Regions from separate parts of the Mus musculus genome. Here region 1 is linked to region 2. The links are chromatin contacts, found by Hi-C or POLR2A ChIA-PET in ENCODE. All regions are on one chromosome and are shown on one strand. Each heading gives the region's core, a stretch centred on a gene start or an enhancer-like site at or near the end of the contact. The rest is flanking DNA. Distances are from core to core; before and after follow the strand shown.

The links. A loop is a pair of places that touch in the nucleus more often than their neighbours do. ChIA-PET counts read pairs that join two places held with the same protein, here RNA polymerase II (POLR2A).
Region 1: a loop to region 2 is called in a map of gastrocnemius, with 2.1 times the contacts of the local background. The contact joins the promoter of Sfswap here to the enhancer-like site in region 2. A Hi-C loop is called at or near these places in 3 of 37 maps with a recorded cell type or tissue (adrenal gland, gastrocnemius and heart). POLR2A ChIA-PET finds 5 or more read pairs at or near these places in 1 of 5 experiments (Patski).

Annotation. Positions count from the first base shown.
Region 1 is chr5:129,499,484-129,504,514 of GRCm38, forward strand. It overlaps Sfswap (splicing factor SWAP), which reads left to right and starts at 1,748. Exons shown (of 18, transcript NM_172276.3): 1 at 1,748-2,113; 2 at 4,500-4,669. The coding sequence starts at 1,896. It overlaps Gm40332 (a long non-coding RNA gene), which reads right to left and starts at 1,743. Exons shown (of 3, transcript XR_868547.2): 1 at 1,619-1,743; 2 at 1,037-1,071; 3 at 767-865.
Region 2 is chr5:129,451,096-129,456,218 of GRCm38, forward strand. No RefSeq gene overlaps it. Among named protein-coding and RNA genes, the nearest start is that of Gm34468, 40 kb to the right of the region's middle. Within about 2 kb of position 3,841, at least 1 of the 3 ENCODE cell types and tissues checked has a DNase peak (open chromatin) inside an H3K27ac peak, as active enhancers do; it is heart, where a contact is called at or near this core.

The DNA.
Region 1 (5,031 bases), core at 498-2,997, 46 kb after region 2:
CGAAAAAAATTTAAAAAAAGGACCAGAGAGCAAGCCGCCTGGGGCAAGAAGTAACAGTGTATGCACCAGCTATATCACAGATGTATGTGGTCCCAAAAGGCAGCCTGCAGGTCTTTACCTAGGGGATCATAAGTCACTGACTTATAGTGTAAAAGGGCATTGGGTTCTTAGGGAAGACTTAGATGAAATTCAAATAGCCTGTATGGGGGTCAGAGAACAACACTGGATGTCATTTCTCAAGTGCCATCTCAAGTACATCTAGTGTAATATAGGGCCTTTCACTGGCCTAGAACTCACCAAGTAAAGCAGGTTAGATGGCCATGGAACCCAACACCTCAACCTGTCTCTACTTCTAGAGCACAAGGATTATAAGCAATCGCCATCACACCCAGTACTTTTTGCATGGGTTCTGGCAATCAAACTCAGGTGCTCATGTGCGTAAGGCAAGCACTTATCAACTGAGACATCTCTGCTGGTGTGTGTGTGTGTGCGCTGAGTTACTTTACATTAAAAAAAAATCATTAAATGAATTTTGGCTTGAGGTTAAGACAAAAATTCCAACCGTTTCTTTTTTTTTTTTCCCAACTGTTTCAAAAGTAGACACAAACATTTCTGCAAAGCAACCTTCTCCACATCATAACTATTTTACTTAGTATTCGTTCTGGTGTACTATGTACATGTCTGTATGTGTGTGTGCACGTGTGTACACAAATGCATATGGAGGCCAGAGGTCAACATCAGTTGTTTTTCTAAATCACTATCCACTTTTTAAAAACCTAAGTTATTTGGGGAGGGAGGGGGGTGTCCGTGGCTGAGAAGTTCTTCTCTCCTTCCATCCAGTCGGACTTGATCTAACTCGAGTCGCCTACACATATACACACAAAATAAGTAAAAATTAAAAAAAAAATTAAAGTTAAATGTCACCCCGGGGCACTAAGCAAGACCCTATCTTGAAACTAAAACAAAAAGGGCTGCAGATATAACTCAATGATAGTGTTTTACCTAGCAATGATATAACTCAATGATAGTGTTTTACCTAGCAATGGTGAGGCCCTGGGTCCATGTTCAGAACTGAAAGGGGGAAAAAGAAAATCAAGCATCTGGGTCAGACACCAGAAAAAACTGCAGCCCTGCAGACCTCACGTCGATAATACTAGCATCTTAACTGAGCTAGGACAGTCAGAGTTCGAGTCTAATTTGGATCACAGTGACATCCTGTATTTTAAAAAGGGAAAGGGAAAGAATCTGCTCCCCAGAAGGAAACAACCCGTAGCGCTGTCTCCTAGCTGGAGTCTTTCTCCGCCACTGAAGCCCGTAGCCACTGAAAGCCCGCCACTCCGAATATTTAGGGCTCACAAGTCCTGGAAACGCCCTCAGTCAGGCGGCCAGGGCTAGGCTTCCTAGTGATCTAAAAATCGGGCTGTTAGAAAGGAGCAAACTGTCTCACTAGGACGGCAAAGACGCGTTCCCAACAAGATCCCCACTTGTCTCCACACCTGGCGGCCGCCCTCCAACGACAGTAGAAGTTGGCGCGCGGCCACCAACCGCGCTTTCGTCACATCCTAGGAGGCCTCCAAAAAATGGCAGAAATAAATTTCTTTCCATAAACACAACTTACCATCGCAAGATCAAGTTGGACAACGAAAACTAACATCTACTTAATTTTTTAGCGGCTCAAACAGCTTGCGGACGTGGCGAATCTACCACTCTCACCTCCGGAAAGAGCGGGTTTCCTACCGGAAGTTGCGTCTCCTCCATTTTGTGGCTCGCTATGGCGGCTGTGTTGAAGTTGCGAAGAGGATGCGGCGCCTGTGACTGAGTGGGTAGGCCAGGCGAGGCATCGGGGACGTTGTTCGGCCCAGCAGCAGACCGTCCCGGACGTCGGGGACGCTGTCATGTACGGTGCCGGCGGGGGCCGTGCCAAGCCGGAGAGGAAAGGCGGAGTGAAGGAGGAGGCCGGGCCGGGCGGCACCGGCACTGGGGGCAACCGGGTGGAGCTTCTGGTTTTCGGCTATGCCTGCAAGTTGTTCCGCGACGACGAGCGGGCTTTGGCCCAGGAACAGGGACAGCACCTCATCCCCTGGATGGGGGACCCCAAGATCCTCATCGACAGGTCGGTTCCTCCCCCCACCCGTCGACCCTCCCCTCCCTCGCCCGCTTGATTTCGCCTGATGTTGACTTGATGGCCGGGACCGAAAAAGGGGGTTTTGCGGAGCCCGGGGACTCGGGGGGCCTCCCTGCCCCCCACGTTCCCCGGCGTCCGGGGGGAGGGGACGGTGAAACCGGCCCTAAGGCTCCGGCCAGAGCTGGCGCCTCCCCGTCGCCGGAGGGATCGACTCTGCTCCCACAACCCCTCGAGCCCGGGCTGCCGCTGGCGACTCAGCGCGGGTGGAAGCTGTCCGGGGCCCGCCCGCCCGCGCCGTGGGGCGGGTGCCGCTGTCCCTCCGCTGGCTGTGCGGGGAGGGAGTCCGGGAGTGCGCTTTTGTTCCTCCGAAGCGCCGCACGCCGAGGCCCGTGGGTAGAAGCTTCTTTTGGACCCCCCAACCCCGTGAGGTAGCCTGAACCGTCTCTGGCCGGCTTGACTTTTGGCGTCCGGGCGAGCCCTTCCCCGCGGTTATTGCGACCATTTGCCCAACCGCGGTAGTGGGTGAAGTTGCTGTCTTGTTGGAAGCCGGTCGACCCGTGCGGACCTTGCTCTTAGGGGGTAGCGTTCTTAGAGCTGGTTTCACTGTTTTCTAAAGCCGAAGGGTGGAGCTGGGTTTATACCTTTGTGTTGGTTCTTTTCAAATCACACCCACTGAAGGGTGCCTGGAGTTGAGGGTAAAGGGGTGGGAACGTGAATTTCTGATGGTGTTTGATTTGAAAAGGATGGCATTACATGATTGGGTGTTTTGCTCCCCACCTCTCTCCTCATTTTTTCCATCTCTCTTTCTTTCTCCACCATCCCGGGTTTGGGTATTTGTCCTTCCGTTGGGCGATATTGCTTCTGGGCCCAGGACTAACTGTGAGCAACCATTAAGCTGTGGCGTGGTTTTCTCCAAGTGAAGTAAACCCATCGTTTGAGACAAGTAAAACTGGATGCTGCAAAGACTTGGAACTTGCATGACTGTAGGGATTACCTGTGAGCTGGCCAGAACGGACACGGTTAATGACCAGTAGGCCTTTCCGATCCCTTACGTCTCCATTTGGGGAGAGATCTAGGAAGAAAGGACTTGTGAAGGGAGTGTTGCCTATCAGATCGGCTCTGGATCTGATGGTCCACTCTGCTGGAAGGTGCTATGCCTTTGAACCTCGCTCGGTTGATAGCCAGTGATGCTGCTTCCCAGGCACTCGTGGGGATGTGTACTGTCAAAAGTTGGGCAAATGCTGAAACCTCTACTCCGTATGCAGTTTCCATATCATTCTGTGCATGATATGAGTTAGACCTCCCAAAACCGGTGGGGAGCAAACACCACACATGTATATGTGTAATATTTGAAAATAATACATTTGTAAGTTAAGGAGGTTTACATCAAAGTTAAGCAGATTTTGATAATAAAATGAAACCGTTGGGGTTCCCAGGAAATTTTGGCCTTTTTCCTGTGGTGTATGTTTTCCTTCCTTAATTTGGTCTCCATCACAAAAGTCAACATTAATATATCATGCCAACTTTGGTTTGTCACTCCGAATTCACCTGTGCAACCTAAATTTGAGATTTAAATTGTTGTCTGGCAGCTGTACAGTGACAGCATCTCCATTGAGTCTTATGTTCAAACATAGCAGAACGTGCTCCTTATTCCTAAGTTGGTAAAGTGCCCATTGGTCTGCAACGATGTGTCTTCATCCTGGGACTTAAAGTTAAAGGGACATACTGATGCTGCGCCTTCCGATGGTTTTGCCGTGTTTGCAGTGAACCTCCTTAAACTGCATGTATATGTCACTGTTCCTTTGTATGTGTGTCTCTCTACCACATAACCCAGCACTTCTCTCCTCAGCCAAGTGGCTAGGGGCAAGCCTAGCCAAGATTTTACCTCCAATGGACGCAAGTTTCTTTGGTGAAGATCTCTCCTGAGAGTTCGGGACTAGCAGGAAGAAGCGAGGAAATTTCGCCCGTTTGGTTCTGTCGGATAGGTATTTATGGACTCGGTCTGTGTGAATGTAAGCTGTAATATTTAACTACTGAGAACAGATATTTTTTTTGCAAGTGGCATTGAATGGTTGACCAAAGCATACATGGTAAGAACTGCTAGCAAGGGGGTACGTTTTCTGCTCTAAAGGATTGTCTGCCTTTAGCTCTAAGTTCTGTTGTGCTGTAGAGAGGTGCTTAGATTTTGTTATGATTACTCCAGTTTAAAAGTAGGAGAGAGATGACTAGGCATATTAAGTATAAATCTGAAGCTTTGCATTTGTTTTAATATTTTTATTTCATTAGTTTAATTGGTAAGTATGTGCATAGAGTGTCACACACAACCAGCATGGGTGTAGACTTCCCTCCAGTGACCAGCCTGTTCACATTACAGATACGACGGGCGTGGTCACCTGCATGACCTCTCTGCGTACGATGCTGAGTACGCCACGTGGAACCGAGACTACCAGCTGTCTGAAGAGGAGGCTCGGGTAGAGGCGCTGTGTGATGAAGAGAGGTATTTAGCCTTGCATACGGACTTGCTTGAGGAGGAGGCAAGGCAAGGTACTGCTCAAGAAAGACTTACTTCAGCCACACCTTTTTAAAATTTTAAGTATTTAAAAAGTTACTCCCGTTCATTTTTATACTCACTCTTTCTGATATTATCTTGACAGTACCCAGTGGATTGGAAAAACAGGAGTCTTTGCGTTCTGAGAGGACCTCAGGATAGTTTATATGTAGAGCCACAGAGAATTTTCCCAGCTTTTGAGGGCAGACTGGGATTTGAAAAAACACAAAAACAAAAAACCAAAAAACAAAACTCTTTAACTGTTCTTCTTTAACAGTGTTGTATGAATTAAAGTCGATGTTCTTGTCTTTGCCTTAGTGATCTTTAATACAGTTCTTAATCCCAAAGTTTCCTCAGC
Region 2 (5,123 bases), core at 2,591-5,090:
TGGGCATCTTTAACTGCTATGCCCTCTCATTTCCCTCTTCCCAGAAGGCTTTGGGGGGCATTATCACTGTGCTTTCTCCTAGGTCCACACACTGTGGCCTTTGGATTTCATTTCTAGCACTGAGCAAGGGAGACGACACCCAGAAAACCAGACAACTACATGCAAAGATCTCTGCAAAGATCACCAACATAGACTAATAAATGCAGGCTGTGGCTGGCAGCCACACTGAATGAGAAGTCACCTGAATTAATATTCGAGATGCATTTGTTCTAGACAAAAATGCCACCAGGACCCAGAGTCTCTCTTCCTTGTCAGTCACATGAGCTCTGGGGCTTTGGGAGAGGGGGGTTGCTATTTTTTATGTTATTATTCCATCAGCGTTTCTGCAGAAAAGAGTCCAATGGACAAATGGGATACAAATAAAAAGACATTAGAGATAGCTGTTTTATGCCATGTGGTCATGTTAAATAATCCTGGGGAAAGCAATTTAAAACCTATTTATTATTGTTTAGCTTTGAACAAATGCTTCATATCCAATGTTTACTGCCTTGGTTTAATTTCTGTGTTGTTTCTATGGAAATACAAGATTGCGTGTAATTTGTTGATTCTTTAAGCCTCATTTTGGATGCTCTTTCAAGTGTCTAACTTGCCTTTGATGTTTGCTTTGTACAGGGCCCAGGTTGCCAGTGCTTAACCATGTATATATTGGAACAGGGTCTCACTGTGTTGCCCTAGCTGGCCTGTGACTTGCTACGGATATCAAGCCAGGCTCAAACCGTCTGCCTCTGTCTCCCTGAGTGCTGTGATTAAAGGTGTTGGTAGTGGTGCACCATTATGCCCAGCAAGAATTTTTGTTCGTTTGTGTCTTGGTTGGTTGATCACTTGCTTGCTTTTTTTTTTTTTTCACTAAATCTCATTCAACTTAGGCTGCCTTTGGACTCCAGATCCTCCTGACTCTACCTTCCAAATACTACAGGTCTGTGCCATCATATCCAAGAAACTTCGTTAAGACAACTTCTTATCATAATTGGTATGGAGGTTTTAAGATTTATTTATTTATTTATTTATTTATTTATTTATTTATTTATGTTATATGTGTGCACATGCGAATGCATGCACATATATGCAGCAAAGGCCAAAGGAGGGTGTCAGATTCACTGGATCAGGAGTTACAGGCAGTTGTGAGCTGCCTGGTGTGGGTGCTGGAAATGGAACTCTGGAAGAGCAACAAAGTACTCTTAACTACTGAGATATCTCTCTCCATCTTTTCTTTGCTTTTTGGGGGAGGGTTGTTTTACATTTGTTTATTTCGTTTTTGTAGTGTGTGTGTGTGTGTGTGTGTGTGTGTGTGTGTGTGTGTGTATCATAGAGGTCAGAGAACATCTTGTGATAGCAGATCCTCTCCTTTCACCTTGTGGCTCTCCAGATCCAACTCAGGTCACCCAACTTCATGGCAAACACCTCTAAAAGCACTGAGCTATCTCTCAGACCTGATAAGGAGGTTTTGTATAGGTACTTTCTGCTTGCAGAACTTTTAGGAGATTCCCCACAGGACAAGGTGGGTTTGGTCTGGACACAGTCTGTGGGTGTTTGGAGAGAACAGAATGTCTGTTCAGGAGACAGCCTCCACATGGAAGCCGGAGAGTCCCAGCTGTCACTCAGCCTACAGAAATCAGTTCAGTGTCAGTGAACAAGGTCAGGATCAGAGGGCTAGTCATCAGAGAAACTCGGGGAACCAAACCAGCTTTCATCCCTTTTAGCAGGGCTGGCATGCCATTAATCCATCTGAAAACTGATGTGTGCTCTGCCCCCTCAAAGAGACGAAGCTGGGGTCAAATAGGGGGGTAGCTCAAGAAGGGTACTCTGGAATCCTCCCCCATAGTCAGGGAGTGCTTGAGGGAGGGTGCATCTGAGACTTTACAGCCTGGGCTCTGCAGTCCATGCCTCCTCAGGCAAGCAGCTGGTTAAACTATTTAAGATAATGGGAGGTCCCGATTCCTCATCCCAAGGAGCCTTTCTAACATAGCAGGGGGAAAGGTCCTTTTCTGACCTAACACACCGCACAGGTCTTGTCTAGCCCTGGGTCTCAATAAGAGACCTTTTCCTGCTTCATCCTCCCCGGAGAACTCTCTCCTCCTGATCCATCATCCCAGCAGCAACCTTCTGCTGATCTATCACCCCGGTGGAGTCCCCTGCTAATTCATCATGCCAGCGCGTGATGACCCTCCTGTGATCCATTACCTTAGCAAGTCCTTCTTATGATCCATCATGCCAGTAGAACCCTCTTGTGATCCCTCACGGCAGCAGAACCCTCTTGTGATTTATCATGCCAGCAGAACCCGCTGCTGATCCATCATCCAAGTAGGGTCTTGCCTTAGAGTTTCTATTGCTGTGAAGAGACACCATGACTAGAGAAGCTCTTACAAAGAAAAACATTTAATTGGGGCTGGCTTACTGTTTCAGAGGTTTAGTTTATTATCATCATGGCAGGAAGCATGGCAGTATCCAGGCAGACCTGGTGCTGGAGAAGGAGCTGAGAGTTCTACATCTTGGTCAGCAGGCAGCAAAAGGAGACTGTGTATCATATTGGGAGTAGCTTGAGCATAGGAGACCTCAAAGCCCACCCCCACAGTGACACACTTCATCCAACAAGGCCATACCTCCTAATAGTGCCACTCCCTATGGGCCAAGCATTCAAACATGAGTCTATGGAGGCCTTCTAACCCCCACGGGCCTTCTAATTCCATATCCCTGTATGTGCTGATCCAAATCCTAGCAGGAAGCCCTTTTTCCTCCTTCCTGAGTGTCTCTGATGCTGAAAGTGGCTGGGTCCCTTGGTCTCAGGCCTTCTTGCACTTTAGACCCTGACTACCTCAGCACTTGTCCACCTGGACCTCTGTCACATGGTCCACATCTCTTCACTGAACAGGAGTCCTACCTGATCAAAGCTCCAATTATAGTCCTGGGACACACACTACTGAACTACACTGGAGTGAGCCTTGGGGGCTATTTAGATCATGGGCAATCCTTCATTTCCACTCCAATCTCATGCTGATATTACTGGGGTTCTACCCATCTTGTTCCTTCTGCACTGGGAAGAACCCATCCCCCAACCCCTGCCAGCTGCCTGGGTCTTGAGTTATGACACTTTTAATTAAATTACTTTGCCAGAGGCTCTTCACTCAAAAAGCAATCGTTCTAATTGCTCATTTTGAGATCTGATCTGTTACTTCCTTGACAGAGAGGCCTGTGGCTATGACGTTGGCAGAAATTAAATGTCTACATCTATATATCCTATCTGTACCCACAGGTGCATGCACACGTGCGCGTGCGCACGCGTGCACACACACACACAGAGAGAGAGAAAGTTTAAAGGGACTTTTCCTATCTACCTGCCACAAACCTCCAAGAAACCACACCTCTCTGGCTGTGAGCAGTCTCTCGTTCTTCCATAGGAAGCTGCCATGAGACATCTCAACACTGTGCTGCACAGCTTCTGGAGGGGAAAGACCCACCCCAAACTCATGGAGCAGTCCTCTATAGAGATTGTGATCCCTGCAGCGTGGACACCTCTCTACCTACCCTTGTGTGTGTTCCTCAAGGTTCTTTGAGAAGGACCCAGACCGTGAGGCTGGTTCCAGGTATACCCTGACCTAGGGTAGGAAGCAGTTCGGCAGCCAGAACTAGGACCGTACCAATTTCACCTGTGCAAATCTTGTCTCTGCAGTGACATGCTGTGTCACTTTGGCATGTGCCAAATCCCTCTGGGCCACAGTTTTCCTATCTGCGTGCTAGGCAGTTGATCCCACAGTGAGACCAGCAGGCTGCAGTGTGCTGTAAGGAGCTGTAAGCATGCCCGTGCCATCTGTCCAGCACGCAGGCCTGCCCTCATCCCCACTGTCTCTGTCCAGGTCTTTGCCAGCATGTGACCAGGCTGACCTCACTGTGAGTGGAAGAGTGGATGCAGCTGCACTGTGGCTTCCATGGGCCTGAGGTCCGTGAGCGCTTTCGTGAGTTCTTCCTCCATAAAACAGTTCTCAAATGACAGCTTGTGGCTGGTGAGAACAGGAATCAATCAATGTTATATTTTTTAGAATGCTTCCTTTGGCCCAAGAGCTCATTTTTCTTCCAATTTGAAGAGAAACTAAAACGCTTTAGTCATCCCCAAGTCTTCAGTCAGCCTGGACACACTCCAGGAAGATCTGCATCCAGCTGGCACCTGCCTGCTAAGACTCTTTCCTGCGGCTTCGAAAAGAAACCCAGAACAGATTGCAACCGGACACTTAGGTCATGTGGCCGTCACTTTAGCCAATGCCAGGAACGTGGGCTGGAATATGCTGATTAGTGGGCGTGGTTTGCTCTTCCCTTGATGGTTGTAGCCCTATTCCTTTCCTAGAATCAAGTGCCCTGAGCAAGGGCACCCCAGCCCCAAGCAAAAAAACAAAGCTTGCAGACAGCAGGTGAATGCCAGACAAGGCAGCTAGAGACCACAGGACGTGATTGGGATCCACAGCCCAGGGACTCTTTTTGATGGCTTGCAAAGCTAACTCTCTAGGGATGGGGCAAAGTCCAGGCTGACACACAGACATCCGCATCTCAGTGTGGGGTTGTCCCCAGCAGTGCCTACAGCCTCAGCAGGGACTATTGTGGTCCACCCCAGAGCAAGAATCTACTCCACAGTGGTGCTGTGTCTTCAGGGCATGTGGACACTGGGTCCCTTTGGTTCTGGGAGAAGGAGGAGGAGGAGGAGGAGGAGGAGGAGGAGGAGGAGGAGGAGGAGGAGGAGGAGGAGGAGGAGGAGGAGGAAATAGAAACAGAGACAGAGGCTTTGTGCTATGGGCTGGACCTCTCCTTCCTGGCTACAGCTAGAGCCTGAACCCTCTCTGGGAGAGAGATGATTGGACTTCCAGATGGAAGAGCCCCCAAGAGGGCATCCCTACTTGCTACTGGGCAGTGCCCTTGTGTGATTGAACACTGCAGGCTTAACTCAGCAATGGAGCCTCTATGAGCACCCAGTAGCTGCTTCTGAGCGCACATAGGCATGTCCTTGGTGCTTGGAGTGGTACACACACAGCTCTTGGGATGCTTATGAGACATCATCCCAGATTCCAGAAACCATATCC